Linked DNA regions of Mus musculus: region 1 is linked to region 2. The links are chromatin loops, found by intact Hi-C in ENCODE. Cell type or tissue: heart. All regions are shown on one strand. Each heading gives the region's core, and the rest is flanking DNA. Links, peaks and the distances in the headings are about the cores only.

Region 1 (5,385 bases), core at 172-5,171, 84 kb after region 2:
GCTTGTCTAGTGTGTGTGAGGCCTTGGGCTTTGTCTCTAGCACTGAGGGGGGAATGCACAGAAATGCTGTGGAAATGGGGCGGTGAAGCCGGGGGCTTGGAGTTCTGCCTCACAGGGATGTAGGTGAGGGTGCCTTTCTGCTCTTACAACTGTCTATTCCGAAATAGAACGCTGCTGATTGGTAGGCACCCTCGGTGGTGGCTGGAATGCGCAGGCAGCCAGGGTGGCAGTCCGGCCCAGGAATCCGTCCTGTCCCACCCTGTCTCCATGGGACCCCTCCCAGACTGACTCAGGTGTTATATTTAAGGAAAGTTGTCTGTGGGCCGTTGGGCTTGAAAATAAAAACAAACAAAGAAGCAGATGCTGAATTGTCTCCTCACAGACGCCATTGTCTTGGGTTCCTTCTGGGTCTCTGGAAAAACAAAACAACCCCCACCCCAACCCCCAGAAAGACAGCAAAGGAGAGACAGGATCCAGAGCAGAATCCCCATGTGTGTCTGTGTCTGTGTCTGTGTCTGTGTCTGTGTCTGTGTCTGTGTCTGTGTCTGTGTCTGTGTCTGTGTCTGTGTCTGTGTCTGTGTCTGTGTCTGTCTGTGTCTGTGTGTGTGTCTGTGTGTGTCTGTGTGTGTGTCTGTGTCTGTCTGTGTCTGTCTGTGTCTGTGTGTGTCTCTCTCTGTGTGTGTGTGTGTGTGTCCCCGTGCGTGTGTGGGTATGCACACACCCCAAACCATTCTGCTTCCACATGTTGTATATGTGGGTCCTTTTCTACAACCATTTCCCTTCCTCTGACAGATTGAGTGCCTTCAAAGCTCAGGCCCAGCTCTGGGCGAAGCCCATTTCTGTCAATGGTTCTCCCTTTGGGTCTCTATCACCTAGGCCAATAAAACAACCCCCACCCCAACCCCCAACTCTTTGGATTCCGCTTTGTGATTTAGTTGTATGGAAGGCTCTTGAAAGGCTTCTCCTTTCTTGTTTTAACGTCATGAAAACGCGCAGCTGCGGATTTCAAGATTTCTCCTTATTCTTAGGGCTCTGCCAGCCCAGACACCAGCGGAGGGGCTTGCCTGCATCGGGAAGCAGGGGAGAGGCACACATGTGTGCTTAACATGTCTGTCTGTCTTTGTCTGTCTGGCTAGTAGTGTTGGTGGGGCTTTGAGTGTGTGAAAGCAAGCAAGCACCTCAGCCCAGATTCTGATGAGTCCGGAGAAATGAAAAGATGCGTCGTCCGCGCCTTAGTCTAGGATTTGGAAAATCGCCTCCGGTGAGCTTGTGTTAAGTGGTCACAAGAAGAGGATTGTTTTCTACGTGGGCTTGAAGGGGTTCTGGGAAATGAGCAGCCAATTCTCCTAAGTATCCTCGAAGCTTTAGAAGGAGGAAGTCTCGGAAAGTCACCCACTGCCCATCCATGTTGTCCCAAAGGCCCAAGAGAATTCCTCAGCTCATTGTGGTGGTCAAGGTCAATGGGGGAGGGGCAGGGGAGGGAAGGGGTCCAAGCCCAAATGCATAACTAAAACAAATGATGGTTTGCTTTGAGTGTTTTTCTGGTTTGATACATTTGGAGAAACTGGGGCTGGTTTGAAGTTGCTTAATTGATTTTTTTTTAATTAAAAAAAAAATCTCTTGCTTTATTTGGGATTCAAATTAAAATTCTATGCTTGTGCTGAGTTTTAGCCCTAAGACCTCAGTTGGTTATCAGCAAAAACCCTGGCTCAAATCCCTTCCTCTAGATGGCCTTGTTATGTGCCCTGAACTTGAATTCTTCTAGATGGGCGAGCGTGTTTATCTTCTGCTGTCCCTGGGGATTCCTGTGTGTGCCAGACCAGCACTCTACCAACTGAGCCGTGCAGAGCCCTCTCTTCTGGGTTTTAAAACCATTCTTGCTCAGGGTTGGAGTTCTCTGCACAGAACTAAAGTAAGGAATGAACCAAAAGTGGAGATTATGCATTCTCTCTGTCTCTGTCTGTCTCTGTCTGTCTCTGTCTGTCTCTGTCTCTCTCTCTGTCTCTCTCTCTCTGTCTCTCTCTCTCTGTCTCTCTCTGTCTCTCTCTCTCTCTCTCTCTCTCTCTCTCTCTCTCTCTCCCTCCCTCCCTCCCTCCCTCCCTCCCCTGACAGAGTTTTATCTACTTGTTATAGTAAACTAGCTTTCAGGAGGTGGTGAAGGAGGTGAGCTAACACGTGAGCTACACAAGCCCAGACTTAATGCATACAGGCAGTTGGGGATAGTTACACAGGAACGTCCATGCCAGGGTCAGAGAGCACAGTACAGTACTTGACGCCTATTATGCATCTGTCATGTGTCAAGTAGTGCCTGAGAAGTTAAAGTGACATGCTTAAAACTGCAGCAACACAAGTCAGGAGGTGGCCTCAGACAGCCTTGCTCTAGAACTGAGTGTCTCAACCTTGGCACTATTGGCATTTGGGAACAGTTGTTGTAGGGGACACTGTAGGATGTTTAGCAGCACTCTTGATGGAGAACATTTTGTCAACCAAAACGTTCCTGGTGGTTAGGTACCGTGGCACTCACCTGTCATCCAGGCAACCCAGGAGGCTGAAGCAGGGGGACTGTCTGAGCCCATGAGCAGCATGGGCAGCACTGTGAGACCTTGTCACTACCACAAGGGGCTTGGATGTTTCTGGGTATCTGTAGAGCTATTGCTCCTCATCGGGAGACACGATTGTAAAGCTCCCTCCTGTAACTGTTGCTTTGTCTAGTTCTCCCAGAGAAGGAGCACACATGCCCTAAGTGTGTTTGTAGAGCTATGTATAGATTTTGGGTGGAAACAGAAGGCAGATGCCAATCAATACTATCTAAGGCCACAAGAGAAATATTCTCAGAGATGGTGTTGATGGATCTGAAACTTGAAGGCATTAACCTGGTCACGCAGGAAAATGTCACAGACATAAGAAATGGAGGCAGGCTTGCGTGGGGTGTGCGACAGGTCGTTTGCTCTGTACCCCCTTGCTTTCTCCCGTTCTTCTCTTGGCCATGTGATCCTTACTCAGGAACAGGATGAGCTAAATGTGGGGCAGTAACGAGCAACTTCCCATCAAACAGCTGAACGCAACGAACCTTTCTTCCTTTCTACACACCTGATCCAAGTACGGCTCCACTACCTCTCACCCTTGCCTAGGCTTGGGCTGCCAACGCCCATTGCTACGACGGAGGGAACTAGCTAGGCAGATGACCTGCAGAGTTGTGAGGCTGCAGCCCAGAGATGTGACACACAACACTTCTGCTCACATTCAGACAGCAGGACAAGTCTCATGTCGTCACCAAACTGAGGAGCCAGGGCGTGGAGCCCTACTATGTGCCCAGAAGAACTAGAAATATTTGAGAGTTAAAATGAACTGTGGGGGTGTTTGTTGGCGTGTGTGTGGGGATACAGCCTGTGGGTGGTAGGTCATTGGATGAGGTAGGTTCAGGGCGCTAGTACTCAACACCAGGATGCATCCTTCAGCCTAAGCCCAGAGTCCTGGGAGTGACATCCCCCTTAACCTTAAATTATAGCTTTACGGTGCTGGGTCTCAGAAGGCAGGCCACGGCAGCCACTGAGACACATTCTCTCTCCTTGCTAGACACTCCCTGAGGCCACAGCTCTGCCCCCAAGTCCCGGGGTGAGGAGACAGGAAGCTGGCTGCCATGGATCTAAAATGGGATGGGACCGGAAACCTATGACCAGGGTGAAGTCCTTGTCACTCCTGACAGAGGGGCATGGAGGTCTCAGTATGCCAGATAAAAATAGCAGTTGATTGCTGCTTCCCTCCTCCTGCAGCATGTTCTCCAAACCTGATTCCACTCAGTTTCTGAACCATGAAGTGGGCATTAAGTGTGGGGTGGGTTGGGCTCTGGCGCCCACTCACCAGACAAAAGCAGTCAGTCTGGAGATGGGGGCAGGGACAGGACAGAGGCGGGAGTGCCTCCAAAGAGCTGGCTGGGTCCAGGGCCTGCTCAGCTCTGGGTCTTACCAGAGCCTCTACGTGTATGAGTCGCCGATTATACACTTGTGTGTGCGCGCGTGCAGTTTATAAATACATGAGGCAGATATGGATATATGTATCTATATGTATACATGTGTTGTATATATTTGTGTATGTATGGGTGGATATGGGTATATGTTTATATATATACGTCTATATATGTATAGTATGTGTCATTTGTATGTGTCTGTGAGGATATATATATATATATATACACACACACACACACATATATATATGTGTGTGTGTGTGTGTTCATGTTCATGTATTCATGGAATGTATTTTGTATATATGTTATAGATAACATTTTCTTTGGGTATGGCATGAACCCACAGAATGCTGTGGTGAACCTGCACAGGCTTGGTCTGTGACCTGTGGCCGTAGCAGTAACAGAATGGTTAGTAGTGGTGATGATGATGGTGGTGGTGATGGTGGTGGTGATGGTGGTGGTGATGGGGCTGTTAACACTCACTGGTAAAAGGAGGGGAGGGAGAGTCCCCAGGCTCATGGAGGGTTTTAGTTCCCACTCCATCACACTACACTGCCACATACCGTTCAGGAGGTGCTAGAGCATATATGGGAGGTGCGAAGTTAGCTGAAGATGAGACCCCAGGGATGCAGGGTTGCTGAAGTTGTCATCTTCCTGTGCTGAAGTGAGACTTCTCAGTCACCCATGGTCCCGCAGGTAAGCCTAATAAACCCACTAGCAGCCTGGATGGCATCGTTGCTTTGGTCTGTCAGTGGCTCCCTGTCTGGAGAACATATACCTTTACTCACTTCCACCCCAGAAGAAGTCACACGATGGCATCCTGTTCTACATGTGCTGTGGTCGTGTGCATGTGCTATAGCTATGCGTGCACGGACATATGTATGCATGCTGCTCTGTGTATGTGTGCCTGGGGTTGTTTACATATGTTTGTGTGTTTGCGTGTGTGCGTTTAGCTGTGTGCAGGTGTGGGGTGGGTTCACGTACACACGCAGGGGAGAGTGTGATGGTTGCTGGGAGCTGGGTGAGCATCACTTCCTAGAGTGAAAGTTGCCTGTCTTGGGATGCCTGAGACTTCTTCCTCCTCTGGCAGATGCTCCTGTGCTCCCAATGATGGCTCTGGCACTCTGTTTTAATACTCTGACCCGAATTGTTCTTTTCACACCAGGAACAGCCCCCTCCTGAGCATGGCCCTTCTCAGACTGACAGGAACCCGAGCTCAGAGTCCAGAACACCCTGGTGGGCTTGGGTGAGGCACAGCCTGAGGAGTGTAGGACCAGGCCAAGCACAGTTCCCCTTCCCCAAGGGGTGCTCCCTGCCCTGTGACCACTATGCACTTTGGTTCTCTCCGTTGTGAGATGTACGTTGTACAGGCAGCTCAGCAGACAGTGTTTGCAAATGTCTGGGCTCCAGAGATTTGA
Region 2 (5,385 bases), core at 218-5,217:
TAACTTCATTTATGGTATTTCTGAATGTGCAACTGTGTCTGGTCCCTAAATTACAATCCAATTCTGACTCATTTTTCTCCTGTTTGTTTATTTATGATTCCACTCTAAACAGCACTCCTCCTTCCCATACTTCATTGACTTTATTGCCTGCCTCCCTTCCCTCCCTCTTCCTCTTCCTTCTCCTCCTCCCCCTATCCTCCTTCTCCTCTTCTCACAGTCCTCCCCCTCTCTCTCCCTCCTCCCTCTCTCTCTCTTCCTCCTCCTCCTTCTCCTTGTCCACCTACTTCTCCTCCTCCTTCTCTTCCTCCATCCCCTCCTACTTCTCAATTGCTTAGATTTCAGGTATGCACCATCACACCTGACTATTCTATTTATCCTTTTAATTATAGCAAAACACAGACAAAATAAGATTTATCACCGTTTATCCACTCTTAGGCAGTCTCCGTGGCTGTAAGAACATTCATGGTGTGACACGATTACCTCTACCCACTTCTAGAACTTTTTAAAGTGTTGAAGATTTTAGGACAGAATAATTGAGCAGAAAGTCCAGAGAATTCCTTAAATTCCCTGTCCCTGAGGTTGGAGAGATGGCTCGATGGTTACGCACTCTCACTGCTCTTCCAGAGGACACAGGTTCAATTGCCAGCACCCATGGGTGATACAGCATCATGTGGCTATCCGTGAACCATGGACAGTACTGAACCATGCACACACCTCTCTCTCTTCCTGTGTGCTGCACAGCATTGGCCCACGGTATCAGAGCTAGTCTGTCCTTGCCTGTTTGCACATTGGTGCCTTCTTTCTATCGCTACTGTTGTGCTTTGACGTCATCGGCAAGTCAACTATGCATCCTGGAGCACAAACACTGAAGTACTGTGCCAGTGGAGCCGAGAAGGCTGCTAAGCAGTATATATTTGTACATGCAGCGTGAATATACTGGTGAAAGGGAGGGGATGTCTCGCCTGTGCAGGGTGGGACAGTAGAAGATTTTGTCATGCTACTCAGAATCATTTGAAACATAAATTTATTTCTGGCATTTTCTGCGTGATTTGTTTTCCTTGTGGGCTATAGTTGACTTTGGGGTAATTGAAATTCTGGAAAGTAAAACTGAGTAAGGAGCTATTTGAAGCCTCCCCCCTCGCCCCCCCCCCCCCCGCTTTCCTTCAGACACTGGCAACCACCATACCTCTCTCTACGTGATTTTAGTGATTATACTCATATTGAGCCCTGATATATTTGTGTCTGGGTCATTTAATTAGCATATTGTATTCAGGGCTGCTACATGTAGCATGGATTGGAGCTTTATTGTTTTTTTAAGTTGAATAGTCTCCCATTGGGTGGCTACACTACCCTGCTCACCCACTGGTGGACAGTTGAGTCTGCCATGTCTTAGCTATTGTAATTGACACTGGTGTGCATGAACAAATATCTGAGACCCAGCTTTTAGCTCTTGTAGTTACGTCCTAGGAAATGGAATAGCCGCACCTTACGCAACCTGAGCAGCCATACTGGCTTCCTCCACCCGCAGCAGCTTTCAGTTTTCTTTCCAAAAGCCATCTTAATGAGTAGGAGGTGTGGTCTTCGCTCCTTAAGCTTTAATTAGGACCCTGGAGTCCCTTTCAAAGTAAACAGGTACTTGGCCATTCATTTTTGCAGTTCCCTCCCCAGCGTGTATGCCATGGGAGTATGAGTTCTCTCTGATTTAAGCTAACAGGGTTGGCATCCTCAGCTGTGAGGAGGACAGCTTAGCCAACAGGCAGGTGTATGAGCTCTGCACAGGAGTGTGTGGGTGGTTCACACAAATTCTTTGGCCTGTGAGGGATCTGGTCTTTACTTCCCCAGAAGAGCTATCCTAAAGCTGTGTGAGTTCCCCAGAGAATACAGCCTTGAGAACCTCGGTAACACGGATCTCACAGTATGTCTACAGGTCGTATGTTAGGTGAGTCTAGAGGTCTTAACCTCTCTGACAAATAATGAAGGGCCCCGAGTCTGTGACGCTGGAAAGTGATTCTTGGGGAAACATACACATTATCTCACACAGTAGCGATGCATCCTAAAACCACCAAAGTTAATAATGCCCTGTTGGCATACATTTTTCTCCTTCTAATCCTGGAAGGATGGCGGTCCTGAACCCTTGAGAGACAGCCTGTCTATCCTTGGGCAGACGAGAAAGCAGTTTCTTTGCCACTAGAGGGCGCCAGCACCCTTTGGTTCGATCTCTCTATCTCAACACTGGGAGGCGCCCCTTTCCTGTTTAGCTGAGTTTGCTGCTATTTGGGTTCTCTTTAGGTCTTGACCATTCAAATGAGCAACGAAGGGGACATTCCCCCCACCTCCCCCAAGGATCTGGGATGCCATCCTCAGGAAATCAGATTCCTTGTGGGTGTGGGAGGCTGGCTAAGGGACTGAGAGGTCACCTTGCAGGACTTAACAGCTAAGAGCTGGGGCAGGGAAATACAGCTTTTTCCTTACATTGTTGAGTTTTTTAAAAAACAAAACACAATTTCAGACTAAGAGAAGAGTGTGCTGTTGTCTAGGTGCATTCTCTGTGGTACTTTCTGGAAAGCCAAGCTCTGTGTGGGAGGCCCTGGGCACCCCTTTTCCTGTCTCTCCAGTGTAACCTGCCTCACATATTTGGATCCTGTGAGCCTCCTAAGGACTGACAGCTGAAGAACACCACCCCCAAGGAAATAGTTTCCCCTTCTTAGGAGGTCCAGGGTGTGGCCCCAGAATCTGCCTGCCCCTGAACATTTTATCTGGTGCTCAGGTAACAGACAAACTGCAAGCTGAGAAAGTTTCCATCAGACTTTGTCCTCTGGAACCATTTCAGTTTTAATATGGTAGCGAGGCGACAGAGTCTTCATTCTCTTGTGCAATCCTGAGTCCCAGAGATGGGGCACCTCCCAGTATCCCAATAACCCAAGATCTCTCCTCATTTACCCCTTGCTTTCCAGTAAGGGCTCACTATCTCCCAACGCTGGTGCCCATGGCTACACAGGGGTTCAGACACCAAAAACTCCCTTTTAAAGAAGCAGGCCATTATAGTCACAAATAATATAAAATACCTTGGTGTGACTCTAACTAAGGAAGTGAATGAAAGATCGGTATGATAAGAACTTCGAGTCTCTGAAGAAAGAAACTGAAGAATATCTCAGAAGATGGAAAGATCTCCCATACTCATGGATTGGCAGGACTAATATAGTAAAAATTACTATCTTGCCAAAAGTAATCTACAGATTCAATGCAATCCCCATCAAAATTCCAACTCAATTCTTCACTGAGTTAGAAAGGGCAATTTGCAAATTCATCTGGAATAATAATAATAATAATAATAATAATAATAATAATAATAATAAACTAGGATAGCAAAAACTATTCTCAACAATAAAAGAACCTCTGGTGGAATCACCATGCCTGACCTCAAGCTGTACTACAGAGCAATTGTGATAAAAACTGCATGGTACTGATACAGCGACACACAGGTAGATCAATGGAATAGAATTGAAGACCCAGAAATGAATCGACACACCTATGGTCACTTGATCTTTGACAAGGGAGCTAAACCATCCAGTTGAAAAAAGACAGCATTTTCAACAAATGGTGCTGGCACAACTGGTGGTTATCATGTAGAAGAATGCGAATTGATCCATTCTTATCTCCTTGTACAAAGCTCAAAACCAGAGACACTGAAATTAATAGAGGAGAAAGTGGGGGAAAGCCTTGAAGATATGGGCACAGGGGGAAAATTCCTAAACAGAACAGCAATGGCTTGTGCTGTAAGATCACGAATTGACAAATGGGACCTCATAAAATTGCAAAGCTTCTGTAAGGCAAAAGACACTGTCAATAAGACAAAAAGGCCACCAACAGATTGGGAAAGGATTTTTACCAATCCTAAATCTGATAGGGGACTGATATCCAATATATACAAAGAGCTCAAGAAGCTGGACTCCAGAAATTCAAATAACCCCATTAAAATGGGGTACAGAGCTAAACAAAGAATTCTCAACTGAGGAATACTGAATGGCTAAGAAGCACCTGAAAAAATGTTCAACATACTTAATCATCAGGGAAATGCAAATCAAAACAACCCTGAGATTCCACCTCATACCAGTCAGAATGGCTAAGATAAAAAAATTCAGGTGACAGCAGATGCTGGCGAGGGTGTGGAGAAAGAGGAACACTCCTCCATTGTTGGTGGGATTGCAAGCTTGTACCACCACTCTGGAAGTCAGTCTGGCGGTTCCTCAGAAAATTGGACATAGTACTACCAGAAGATCCAGCAAAACCTCTCCTGCGCATATACCCAGAAGATGTTCCAACTGGTAATAAGAACACATGCTCCACTATGTTCATAGCAGCCTTATTTATAATATCCAGAAGCTGGAAAGAACCCATATGTCCCTCAACAGAGGAATGGATACAGAAAATGTGGTACATTTACATAATGGAGTACTACTCAGCTACTAAAAACAATGAATTTATGAAATTCTTGGGCAAATGGATATATCTGGAGGATATCATTCTTAGTGAGGTAACCCAATCACAAAAGAAGTCACTAGATATGCACTCACTGATAAGTGGATATTAGCCCAGAAACTTAGAATACCCATGATACTATTTGCAAAACACAAGAAAATCAAGAAGAGGAAAGACCAGCATGTGGATACTTCATTCCTCCTTAGAATAGGGAACAAAATACCCATGAAAGGAGTTACAGAGACAAAGTTTGGAGCTAAGACGAAAGGATGGACCATCCAGAGACTACACCACCTGGGGATCCATCCCATAATCAGCCACCAAACCCAGACACTATTGCATATGCCAGCAAGATTTTGCTGAAGGGACCCTGATATACTGTCTCTTGTGAGGCTATGCCAGTGCCTGGTAAATACAGAAGTGGATGCTCACAGTCATCTATTGGATGGAACACAAAGCCCCCAATGGAGGAGCTAGAGAAAGTACCCAAGGAGCTGAAGGGGTCTGCAACCCTATAGGTGGAACAACAATATGAACTAACCAGTACTCCGGAGCTCGTGTCTCTAGCTGCATATGTAGCAGAAGATGGCCTAGTCGGCCATCATTGGGAAGAGAGGCCCCTTGGTCTTGCAAACTTTAATGCCCCAGTAGAGGGGAAAGCCAGGGCCAAGAAGTGAGAGTGGGTGGGTAGGGGAGCAGGGCGGGGGGAGGATATAGGGAACTTTCGGGATAGCATTTGAAATGTAAATAAAGAAAAAATATATATTAAAAAAAAGAAGAGAAGAAGAAGAAGCAGCAGCAGCCCATAAAGAGATTGCTTAGTACTCATCCTAGTCAGGGTTTCTGTTGCTGAGATGGAACATCACCTCTAGACTCTGGGAAGGAAAGGGTTTATTTCATCTCACA

The links. Hi-C counts contacts between places; a loop is a spot of excess contacts. Peaks named below come from ENCODE experiments on the same cell type or tissue, not always from the same donor. Only the 100,000 strongest peaks of a DNase experiment are listed, where the experiment ranks them.
Region 1: a loop joins it to region 2, with 2.9 times the contacts of the local background. A loop is called at or near these places in 1 of 42 quality-filtered maps.

What each region holds. Positions count from the first base shown.
Region 1 is chr1:180,350,689-180,356,073 of GRCm38, forward strand. The region is part of intron 2 of Itpkb (inositol 1,4,5-trisphosphate 3-kinase B); the gene reads left to right. Among named protein-coding and RNA genes, the nearest start is that of Itpkb, 23 kb to the left of the region's middle. In heart, for the core only: a CTCF peak has its summit at 2,626; a DNase peak (open chromatin) is centred at 3,663; H3K27ac peaks cover 1,456 bases; H3K27me3 peaks cover 593 bases.
Region 2 is chr1:180,266,579-180,271,963 of GRCm38, forward strand. No RefSeq gene overlaps it. Among named protein-coding and RNA genes, the nearest start is that of Gm31728, 13 kb to the left of the region's middle. In heart, for the core only: a CTCF peak has its summit at 2,204 (motif pointing right); a DNase peak (open chromatin) is centred at 2,203; H3K27ac peaks cover 518 bases; H3K27me3 peaks cover 1,416 bases.